Linked DNA regions of Homo sapiens: region 2 is linked to region 1. The links are chromatin loops, found by intact Hi-C in ENCODE. Cell type or tissue: HepG2. All regions are shown on one strand. Each heading gives the region's core, and the rest is flanking DNA. Links, peaks and the distances in the headings are about the cores only. Region 1 has its middle 23 kb from the start of TPRG1. Region 2 has its middle 53 kb from the start of SST.

Region 1 (5,387 bases), core at 140-5,139:
AAACCAGGCAGTGTTGGTTGCATGATGAATGTATTAAAGCTTTGTTTATGCATTGCCGTGACTAAAGATCAGTTTCATGTTGGGCAGTGAGTTAAATGCTGGTGGCCAAAGGATAAAGATGTGACCTCCACCTTCAGTTAGGTCACAGTTAGGAAGAGAAGGCGCCCGTAAGTCTCTCTGAGGGATCTGAGGAAGACTTAGACAATTACTAGGAATTTTCCAGGCAGATATTCCATTTAAAGAGAGTAGCCAGTGTCAAGGTTAGACGTATGAGACATCATAATGGATTCTCAAAAAAACAAATGTTGTTGGGAGTAGACTTTTCCAGGAAGGCAAGGACCTGCAATGCCCTGTACAGAGTGTCAGGGACTCAAGACGCCTTCCCACTCTGTCTGTTGTATCTTGTACATACCCATGTTAGAGCACTGATCCCCCATATTATAATTGCTGTGGATGCATCTCCTCAACACACTACAAGTTCCTTGAGGGCAGAGACCATGTTTTATATATTCTTGTATCTTCACTGCTTACCCTGAGCTATCCACAGTTTACATACTAAATAAATGCTAATAAATAAAAAAGTAATTAAATGAAAGCAATATGCATCTCATTTAAAAGATGAGTTTTGGCATGATTTAGGAAGAGGTGTTTGGTTCTTAGAGGTTTCCAAAGCTGGGCTGAATGTAACACCAAGAATCATTTCTAGAGAGTTGTGCCTTTTCCACAGTACTTCTGCAAATGCTAATGCTATTATTTAGTATATGGACACAGGTACTGCACTAAACACTTTTCCTGCCTTATCATTTAATCTGCACAGCGTCCCCTCTGGGGTCCACATGTATTTTCTCCATTTATTGATAAAGAATTTAAGATTTGGAGAGGCTAAGTAACTCATCCAAGGTCATAGATTCAGGGAGTGACACAGCTGGGATTTGAACCCCGGTCTGTTTGACTCCAGAGCCTGAGTCTTAACCACTACACTATCTACAGAAGGAAGAGGAGGGAAGAGTTATCCAGTGATCCCATCTCCAGGGTAGACCCTTGAGATTCCCTGTGAATTAAAAGAGACTTGCTTAGTTAAAAGAAGCTGAGCTCTCCAGAATCTTTCGGCCTCACATTCTAATATAACCTCTGCTCTAGCAGTGGAGAAAGAGAAAATCCATAGGGGTAGGATGAGTTTAGAGGACCTGGAGCATTGTGGATGCAGGTGGATATGGCAGCCACCCCTCCCTGCTCTCTACCTGTAGCACTACTACACCAGCAGACGCAACACTTGGTTAGAGAGCAGAGGAAATTACAAAATAGCCATGTCGGAGGCAGAAAAGAAGTGGAAATTGAGACTCTTCTTGCCTTTGAATGTTTTGTATCGTCTGGGAGACCCACTGGGATGTTTCTTTTTGTTTTTCCTTTCGACTAGGATGTCTTCCATTTGGAAGCCCCTTTGCTTCTAAGAAGTTCCAGAGACCATCCCAGGCCCACAGGTAAGGAGGCTAGGGCGTACCTCTAAGTTCTATCCTGGAAGAGAGGGAAAAGTGACCTGTAGGTCTCCGGCCTGAAAAGCACAGTGCTGTCCAGTGGAACCCAGGGGAGATAGTGATTTTAAAAGCAAGCATGGAATGCGTGGCTGACTTTTGCTTGTTGCTTGAGTCTGGCAGATGGGGGTGGGCAGGAGGTTAAGGAACTTCAGCAGACGCCAGCAGTCAGTGGATGTGGGTGGTCGTTCTTCCCAAGTGCTGAAAAGATGGTCACCTTGCACTTGTGAAGATAAAATTCAAACCTAAGTTTCTCTGTCTTGGAACACAAACAGCATAATCCTTTCTCAATCTTCGAGAGGAGTGTTTTCAAAAAGTAGCAGCATATAGGGAATACAAGGCTGCCTAAGGTTCTGATTCACAGATGTGAATTCTGCCCAGTCAAAAGTCTTGGTGTTTGTAGGATTTGTTTGTCTGCAAGGACAAAGATGAAAGGCAAGTTGCTATAAAACCTTTCTGCTCCCTCCTGATTGGTAAGCAAAAATGTCCACACACTGCCATCTGGTGGGCACTACTGGTCACTGTCGTTTTAATGGGAAAGTTTAAAGTTTACTCTAAACTTAGAAGGGGCCAGGCAACTCCTAGTCTTCAGCAAAACAGCAACGTATAAAACACAGTTCCTGGCTGCAAAGGGCTCACAGTCTAATGGAAGAAACGGACATGCCCAACACGTGGTTACAACTGAATAAGTACTATTTTAAGAAAAGGTGCCGAGTGTTATCAAAGCAGAGGACCTCTCTCTGGGAGTTTAGGGAAAGCCACCTTTGAGCTGAGTCTGGAAGCATGCCTCGCACTGTGGCAAAAAGGAGGAGAAAGTTTATTTTAAACAAGGGGCACATCATGGGTCATTGCATGGTGTGAGTTGTTAGTTCAGCCTGGCTGGTAAGTAAGGAGCATGGCAAGAAGCTATAGAAAAAAGGCTGGGAAAAGTTTAAGCCAGACCATGAGAGGCCTTGACTGCCTGACCCAGGCAATGAATCGGCTCTAGATTATACAGCCAGAATATAAAGGATTCAGATTTGGGTGGTAAAGCAATATGAAAAACAAGTGTCGGTACACACGCTTTTCAAACATTTGGAACTCTCTCATTACTTGAAATCACCTGTGGAAACCCACTATGTGAAATGGATAAAACCATAGTTCTTCTGGTCAAAGCAGAAGTGGGGATTCAGAGCCCGAAGAACTTCCACCATCCCATTTCTCCCGTTCCTGGAACATGCGGATGCCTTTGGGTAATGCCTAAGGCTCAGCAGACTCTTGCTTGACACTGCTGCTGTGGGCGATTGCTTGACCTAATGTGACTATCTCTGCTCTGGTGTTAGCACCAGCTTCGTCCTATCCCTCCTATGTCATAGGTATCCATAAAGTAGGTTCTAGATCTTTTTCTATCTCAGCGCTGTTCTCAAGATTCCATTTATGGTAATCTCTATCTTATTAATAAATTAACGTTCCCAAACAATCTATATGACCTGGTCCCTGGCCCCTAGCTTTATATTGCTAACGGACACGTGTAGGGAGGTGGATAGAAAGCAGCCATCTCTGCAGTGTCTGTTAAGCATCACTGTATGCTGTCTAATGTATTAATTCATGTTAAGTATCTACAGCATATGTGCAGCACAGATAATCTATGATGGAGTTATGAGAAGTTGTTTGATCTTACTCAGGGCACGAAAGTTGTTGCTTTCATTCCAAGAACAGCACTCTGAGAAAGCATTCAAGAGCTTTCTGATGAGTGGCTGAGTTATCAAGATCTCTAGGACTTTCTGTTCTGTGAAGACATGGAGCTTCTAGATGGCATTTGCCACCAGAGGAGAGATGTTAAGAACTGATGAAGAGTGACTGGTCCCCTGATGGGCAAAGACTGTTTTGTTTCAGCCAACGTGGTTATCTTCTGCCCTCTTCAGAACAACACTTCTAGAGGCAAAACACAAATTCCACCCACCAAACAGCATTTCCTCTCATTCTTTCTCTTGTTCCTTGTCTTTACTCACGCCTTGCCCACTCTCTCTGCATGGTGGGGTCAGTTTGCTCTCACTTTCCCACACTAACTTCTCTGTTTCGAGCCTGTGTCCGGAACTGCCTCCTTCTTGCCATCTGGTAGCTGACATCTGCCACATCTTTCCAACCAGAGCCCCCATCTTTTCTTGGAGGCCTTTAAAAAAAAAGATGTTAACTTTCATTGCATGACTTTTCCCAGTACATGATTATGTACGCAGTGTTTTCCACATGGTTGAATAACTACTTTAGCATCGACTCTTGCCTGCTTTACTTAGGTTAATTGTTATTTTCCTGAGGGCACACTGACCAGTGTCCTTTGATGTACCCAGTGCCAAATTCGATAAACAATAACCCAGAATATCACACTTTATAACTAATGAGTTGGGGCTGTTCTATGTTTTATTACAGCAAATGGAAATGCAGTTCTGCTTACTACCTTTGATGAAGAGAGTAAAGTGGAAGTGACTTGGTGAACTTGCAGGCTTTGTAGGGATTTCTTTTTTTGAGACGGAGTCTCACTCTGTCGCCCAACCTGGAGTGCAGTGGCACGATCTTGGCTCACTGCAACCTCCACCTCCTGGGTTCAAGCAATTCTCAAGCCTCAGCTTCCTGAGTAGCTGGGATTATAGGTGTGCACTACCACGCCGAGCAAATTTTTGTATTTTTAGTAGAGGCGGGGTTTTACCATGTTGGTCAGCCTGGTCTTGAACTCTTGACCTTGTGATTCACCCGCCTCGGCCTCCCAAAGTGCTGGGATTACAGGCATGAGCCACCGCGCCGAGATCTTTGTGTGGATTTCTACTGTTGATTTACCTGCTTCAGCTGCGACTGTTCATTTTCATGGCTGTTTCCCTTCATAAAACTGTTAACTCCTTGAAGGAAGGAGACGACAGTGTGAGGCTTGGGACCAGGATCACAATACATGATCAATAACTGCTTTTTAAATGTATTTTCAATAGAGTTATAAGGATTCATCTGGGCACTGAAGACATTTGGGACCTCAGTGAAGTTTCTCCGAGGCCAGATGGTCACATTGATTTTCTGGAATCATTTTGAATAAAAATGAGCGAGGTGGTGAACACAATGCAAGGCTCTCCACGTACTGTCTGGTATTGTTCAACCAGCTCCACGACTCCCTGAGGGCAGAGATGAGCAGATGTTAATGGATAAAGCCAGGTGGGATGATGTTATAACATTTCTCCTACAGCCCCAAATCTCCCAACTCCTGCATGTGTGACCTGAGTAAGACTCGGTGCAAGAAGACATCAGTGTTCCCATCTGTGAAATGAAGGAATTGACCCCCGAGGATCTTCCATTTCTGACAGTGCTTTGGATTTCATTGGTTTTGTCACAGGTACCCCCCAAAAGCCTCCATCTTTGGATAAGTGATTAAAACTGCTGAGTAATTTTCAATTAATAAAAGTTCAGTGCTGGCTCTCATTTTCTTCCAAAGATGTTTGTGGAAAGACCTGTGCAAAACACTTCAGATGGCAACCCACCTCCAAAGTGGGTCCCTTAACACCAGTCGTCCTTCAATAAGCTCAGTTATTCAGAAAAGCAAGTGAGTTTTCCAGATATAAGATACTGTATTATTAGAAACTCACCAATATAGAAAAAGCTGATGTGGGTTGGGAGATAGAGCTGATATCCCAGCAACAGTCTTCTTACTTCATAATCTAAGTATATCAGAGACGTATTTTGGAGACACAAATTTGACCCTAAATATAGCTAAAACCATGCTATAGCAAAGGACTTCGTTGTAAGGTATTACTTTGTGCTTAATTACTGAGGCCATTAAACTCCTTTGGTTGTAAGAAAGAGAAACCTAAAGAGTTTAACAGCCTCAGTAATTAAGCA
Region 2 (5,387 bases), core at 182-5,181, 1.5 Mb before region 1:
GTCTACATGTCTTGGCTTTCTGACCTCAGATATTACTCCATTATGCAGAATTAACTTAGCTCTCTTGGGAGTCAAGGCAGCCCCTTCCACATGACTCTTCTGTAGCATTTACCTTATTTTCTCTTGGTTATTTTCTTATTCTCAGTCCTCAACTCCTTCCTCTCATTGTCAATTCTGAGTTCCACAGGACAGAGGTATTTTCTCATCCTTGTATGCTCAATGTCTAATACAGCGTTAATAACTGCTAACTGAATACTCTGAGATCAGAGATTGAGGTTTAGTCATCTCAAAATGTACTTGACACATAGGAATTTCCTTATTACTTGTTAATCCAAAAGAAATTCTGAACTAGTGGCTATTTCTAAGGAAGTAACGCTCCATAGTTTTTCAAATTTACATTACAAACTTAGTAGTGGGTATCAAGGAATATGATGTGTGAGTGGGAAGGGGTGGTTCTTGGAAATGCTTGTATTCCTGATAGTGATGTTTTGTGAAAGCCTGTTAGTTTTTGCAAAATGACTGGTCCTCAAAGTTTGTAAGTCTTAGACTGGAAAGTGGTCTTAAAGCCATGCATCTAGTTCAACTCATACTTGATACATGAGTATCCAGCCTATGCGTGAACACTGCTAGGGTTAAGGAAAACACTAGTTCTGTAAGCAACACACTGAATCTTTAGGCAGCTACGTTAGAAAGTGCTCGCTATATTACTTAGCCATTAGAGACGATGATTAAGAGGACTATATGGCCCCAGTGAGCATGTTTTCTATAATGGCACATAAAACAAAGAAAAAGCAAGGTACAAAAGCCATCATAAATGTTATGAATATAGCTATGAAAAATATGCATGAGGGAAAGGGTTAAAAGAAAATATATCAAAATTATAATTCATTCACTAATTCCTTTACCAAATAGCACTAAGGCCCTATTATGGGCAAGGCACTGTTCAAGACACTATGGATATGTCATGGACAAGGTGGACAAGCCTTAATAGCTGGGTTATGATGATGGAATTGGGGTGAATTTTGTTTATTATCTCCATATTCCCCATTTTCTGGCCTGGGTTTATATTGATAATTAAGAAATCCTTCCTTATACTGAAAGGATATGAAAAAGAATCTTTTATTTCTTGAGTCCTGGAGATTTCAGAAAATATATTATACCAATAACTCTTCTCATGAAGAAAATGTTGACTTTCTATTAAGAAAGAAATGATCAATTGTGCCAAGGTGAGTGTGACATGTCTCCAAGGAATTTATCGGCAAGATAATGCTTTCCACTGATCTCAAAGAACAGAAGAGCTGTAAAATTCTCAAGTCAGAAAGGACTTTCCAATTTATTTACTCAGATTACCAAAATCAAGAGCAGAGCTAGAGCTAGAAAGCATAGGATAATGTTATAATAAAACCTCAGGGTTGGAGGAAACCTTAGAGTTGAACCCTCTAGCCAGCATCCCTAAGTGTTCATCTGACATCATTTTGAAGTCCTCTAAAGACAAACCATTGCATGCATTTGATTAAATTATTGCAAAAGAGAAGTTTGGCTCACTGCAAGTTTCGTGAATAGCCCATAGTGGGCAGTTCTACACTTCAAATAGCTCTTTCTTCAGTGTGTGGTTGCGTTCTAAAGGAAGTGGGCTGGGATGTGTGTGAGCATCTACCCCCTTCAAGTATGTGAAAAGGTCCACATGCATTACTAGAGATTTATGTCCTCCTTGCAGTGTGGCTGTGAGTGATAAGCAGCATCTCCTACATAAAATGTCTATAAGAAGACAATTGTCGATTAAGCTGGGATCACTTTACCTGGGATGACAGCACAGAGTTTGTGAAGAAATCCAATGATAAAAATTGAAGCTGCCTCAGTTGAAACTCTCTGGAAATCAATAAATCTATTACACCAATTTTTAATTCACCAGTAGTAGAGTTTATCTAAATATCATTATTGGCCCATGCTGACAACTTCAAAATGGAGTTTGCCTTTTGCTTAGTGAATAAAACCTTCCAAGGTAGCTAGCTGCTTTCAAAAGCTTTACAACCTTTTTTCTCACAGCAACTACTCTGATGGAGAGAAAATGGATTGTCTAGAAAGAGGCATCTTTTTCTCTGGTCCAATGATGTTAGTAACATTATCTTCACAAAGGATTACTCTCTGATAATCAGAGTCTGTCTCAGAGTCTGGCTCCAAACTTCACAAAATTTCTGCCATACCAGGCTCATGGTTCTTCTCTCTACTGCACTACAAGACATGGGGGTGGCCAAATAAGGGCACAGGGCTTCCTAGCAAATACATCTGCCACAGGCAGGGGGCAGCAAAACTCAAGGTCTCATTTGTTAAGATTTGCCTAAAACGTGCTTTTCTTGATGTGGGGTGGGTTTTCTGGTTTGTTTTTATTCTGTGGCAGTTTCTTGCCTCAACTGCCTTATTAAAAATGATTAATATAATAATCCACTTATATTTGTGTAGAAGCTTTTAAATAGAAAAGCTCTCAGCCTGCTTGGAAATTAAATAACTATTTCCTATTGACGGCATTTCCTTTGAAATGAAAGTTCCTGAAATGGATGTTCCTGGGAGGCTTCTAACTCGTAAGAGTTGAGGAGAGTATTAATTGCCATTTTGCTATTTATAATAACAGTGTCCTTACAGCTGAACACATCATCCATCCGAGTAATGAGGAACCACCATAAATGGGGCCTACTCTTTGTGAGAAAGGTCTAGAAAGAATCAAGATGCAAATCTATTTCACAGAAGCCAGAATGGATGATCTTTCTGCTCAGATGCTCTGGGAAATTGATGAGTATTGTGAAAATGGCAGAACACTTGACACGGGAAATAAATCTGTTATTAAACCAACTTGTTCTGTTGTTTGTTCTTTTATCAAGTTTTTAGTGTCTTGCTTGCTTTCCTAGAGTCAAGCATAAAAGAATCTCTTTCTGACTCGGCAAGCAATGAGCACTATGTAAGAGAGAAAGTGCACTGGTTTAATTCTCAACTATGACTCAGGCCAAACAGGACATGTAATTCTCTGTTCCTCCATTTCCCCATCTGTGAAACAGGATTTTCATTCTTGGCATGGCCACCACATTGTGAGGATCAAATAAACTAATAGATACGAGAAAGTGATGTAAACTATAAGGTAGTCCTCTATAACTAGAATCGTATCCTTATTGCATCACGTTGATCATAATTTATCTGCATACATGTCTGTCTCCCTAATGGACTGTGAGGTCCAGATTCATCCGTTTCCATGACAAATTAACAGGGTGTTTCTGTTATTCTCTTTAAAAGGCTTGAGTCTACATGACAACCAAATGGTTTACAAAGGAGAAAAAAATCAGTACTCGCTTTCACGTCACCGAGAACAAACATCTAAAGATTGTGTTGCATGATATCACATTTTTAACAGCAGGCGGATATTTGTCATAAAGTCACTAACTAACTTCAACAGGATGTGTTAGCCTTCACCATGGATCTACCTGGAATTAATAAGGACACTTGTACCACAAATGCACATACACACAATCTGTCCCAGGGCATAGTGTAAAAAAAGCAGCACAGAAAGAGGCATGTGTGTGTGTGTGTGCATGTGTGAGTTGAAGATTAAACACACCAAGAGAAAAATGAGGCAGCCTGTTCAACACCGTAAGAATAAGGAGAAGGTTTTTGTTGTTGTGTATGTCATCATTGTTGTTGTTACAGTAAATAGATTAGAAAAACATTCAATAACAAAATAAGGGGAAACCCAGGGTAGGGTTAGCATCCGCAAAGAATTTCCTAATGTCCTATTTAATCTAACAGGGTGCCAAGGCCTTGCGCATTAGTTCCACAACTTTCTGATATATCAAGTTTTCTCTAGGAGACAAACACAAACTGGCTTCCAGAAACAGCAAGTATATCCCAGTATTGAGACCTGAAAGTCGTCATAAAGAGCATACTGTTGTGATCGATATCTACACACTTCCAATAAATAAAATGCTTTGTCTGTACTATGCCAATGTCAGTAAAAGTAATTCAATGAGCAGCCAAAACCATGCCTTAACTCAAAAGCTCTGTAGTCTTGGTGCCCAGATAACTCTCCAAAGCATTTACTAGTGGGACCTCGGACAGATGATGTAGTCTTTTTTGGTTCGTTTTCAAATCTGAGAAAGAGAAGTATTTATCCTGATAGGGCTTCTAAGGGAAAATAATCAAAGACAAACTACCTGGCACATAGTTAGGTTCTCAATAAGTGTAGTCTGCCTTCCCACTGTGCAAATAAATGCCCAAGAAATCTGAAGAGAACCCATGTTCTAGTTGTAAATGACAGGCAACATTAGAGGGTAACTTCCTTTGACCCAAACCCTGAGTGTGTGGTAAGCAAGTCTTTTATATATCAAGGCCTTAATGCAAAATTAGATTTACGGCACACATCCTTCTAGCCATAACAGCTCTTTAATGAGTCCATTACGTTAATAAGTAGCTTGGTAGCCCAGCTCTTTGCTGTATTGTCTTTTCATCTGCTCAGCAAGACCACAGGCATTAACTACATAAACATATTCTGCATTTTGAAAAGAAAAAATAAAAAACCCTGCCACCCCTGGATACTTATCCCTTCAAGGAAGTCTCAGACTTTAGCAACAACAAAGCGTTGGTGTGTGGGACCCCACAGAGTTCATGAATTTCAGATGCTTGTAAGAAATTATCTGTTTTGCTGGACTCTTGCTGGGATCAATCAGCCCCTCAGTGGTTGGTACCAATTAAGAGCTAGTGTGATGCAAGAAGAATATTTTAAACACCATTTGACACCAAGTACTCCTCTGTCCTCTTCCTGCCTCCCTCCCTTCCTCCCCTCTAACTCTTCCACCAACCACCTTTTCAGTCCCTTTCCTTTTTAACTGTGACTCCCTGACTCCGCTCAAAGTCGTGAAGTGTAATGAAAGTAATGGCACATGTGTCTTTTCTGCAGAGGGATACTATTTATCGAGTGATTTCCCATCATCTCACAGCATCTCCCAACAGTCTGGTGTAGACAACAAGCAGAACTATCACTACCTCAACCTACTCTCTCCCTCTGTCTTTCCCAATGTATTCCCCATTTGTTCCCCACACAGCTGCCAAAGTAATCTGCTGAAGTTCAAACTGAATCATGTCATTCCTCTGCTTAAAGTAAATCCTTGGCTTCTCCTCATTGCCCAGAGGATAAAGGCCTGCTAGGGTTCACCCCTACCCTCCTCCTCAGCCTTGTCTCTCGCCACTCCTTTCCCATTCATTCTTGCAATTCTCTGAACACATTAAATGACATTTTGTCTTCCTATTTTTCTCTGTCCCTGAACTACCCACATCACCCAGGTCATCCAAGTATTAATAGCTAACTCATATATATCCTTAAAGATTCAGCTCAACCAACTCCAGAA

The links. Hi-C counts contacts between places; a loop is a spot of excess contacts. Peaks named below come from ENCODE experiments on the same cell type or tissue, not always from the same donor. Only the 100,000 strongest peaks of a DNase experiment are listed, where the experiment ranks them.
Region 2: it touches region 1 in a loop (9-fold over the local background); 3 of 110 quality-filtered maps call a loop at or near these places.

The regions. Positions count from the first base shown.
Region 1 is chr3:189,146,167-189,151,553 of GRCh38, forward strand. It overlaps a transcript of TPRG1 not described here. Among named protein-coding and RNA genes, the nearest start is that of TPRG1, 23 kb to the right of the region's middle. In HepG2, for the core only: a CTCF peak has its summit at 2,035 (motif pointing left); a DNase peak (open chromatin) is centred at 2,025.
Region 2 is chr3:187,614,206-187,619,592 of GRCh38, forward strand. No RefSeq gene overlaps it. Among named protein-coding and RNA genes, the nearest start is that of SST, 53 kb to the right of the region's middle. In HepG2, for the core only: a CTCF peak has its summit at 2,300; a DNase peak (open chromatin) is centred at 2,276.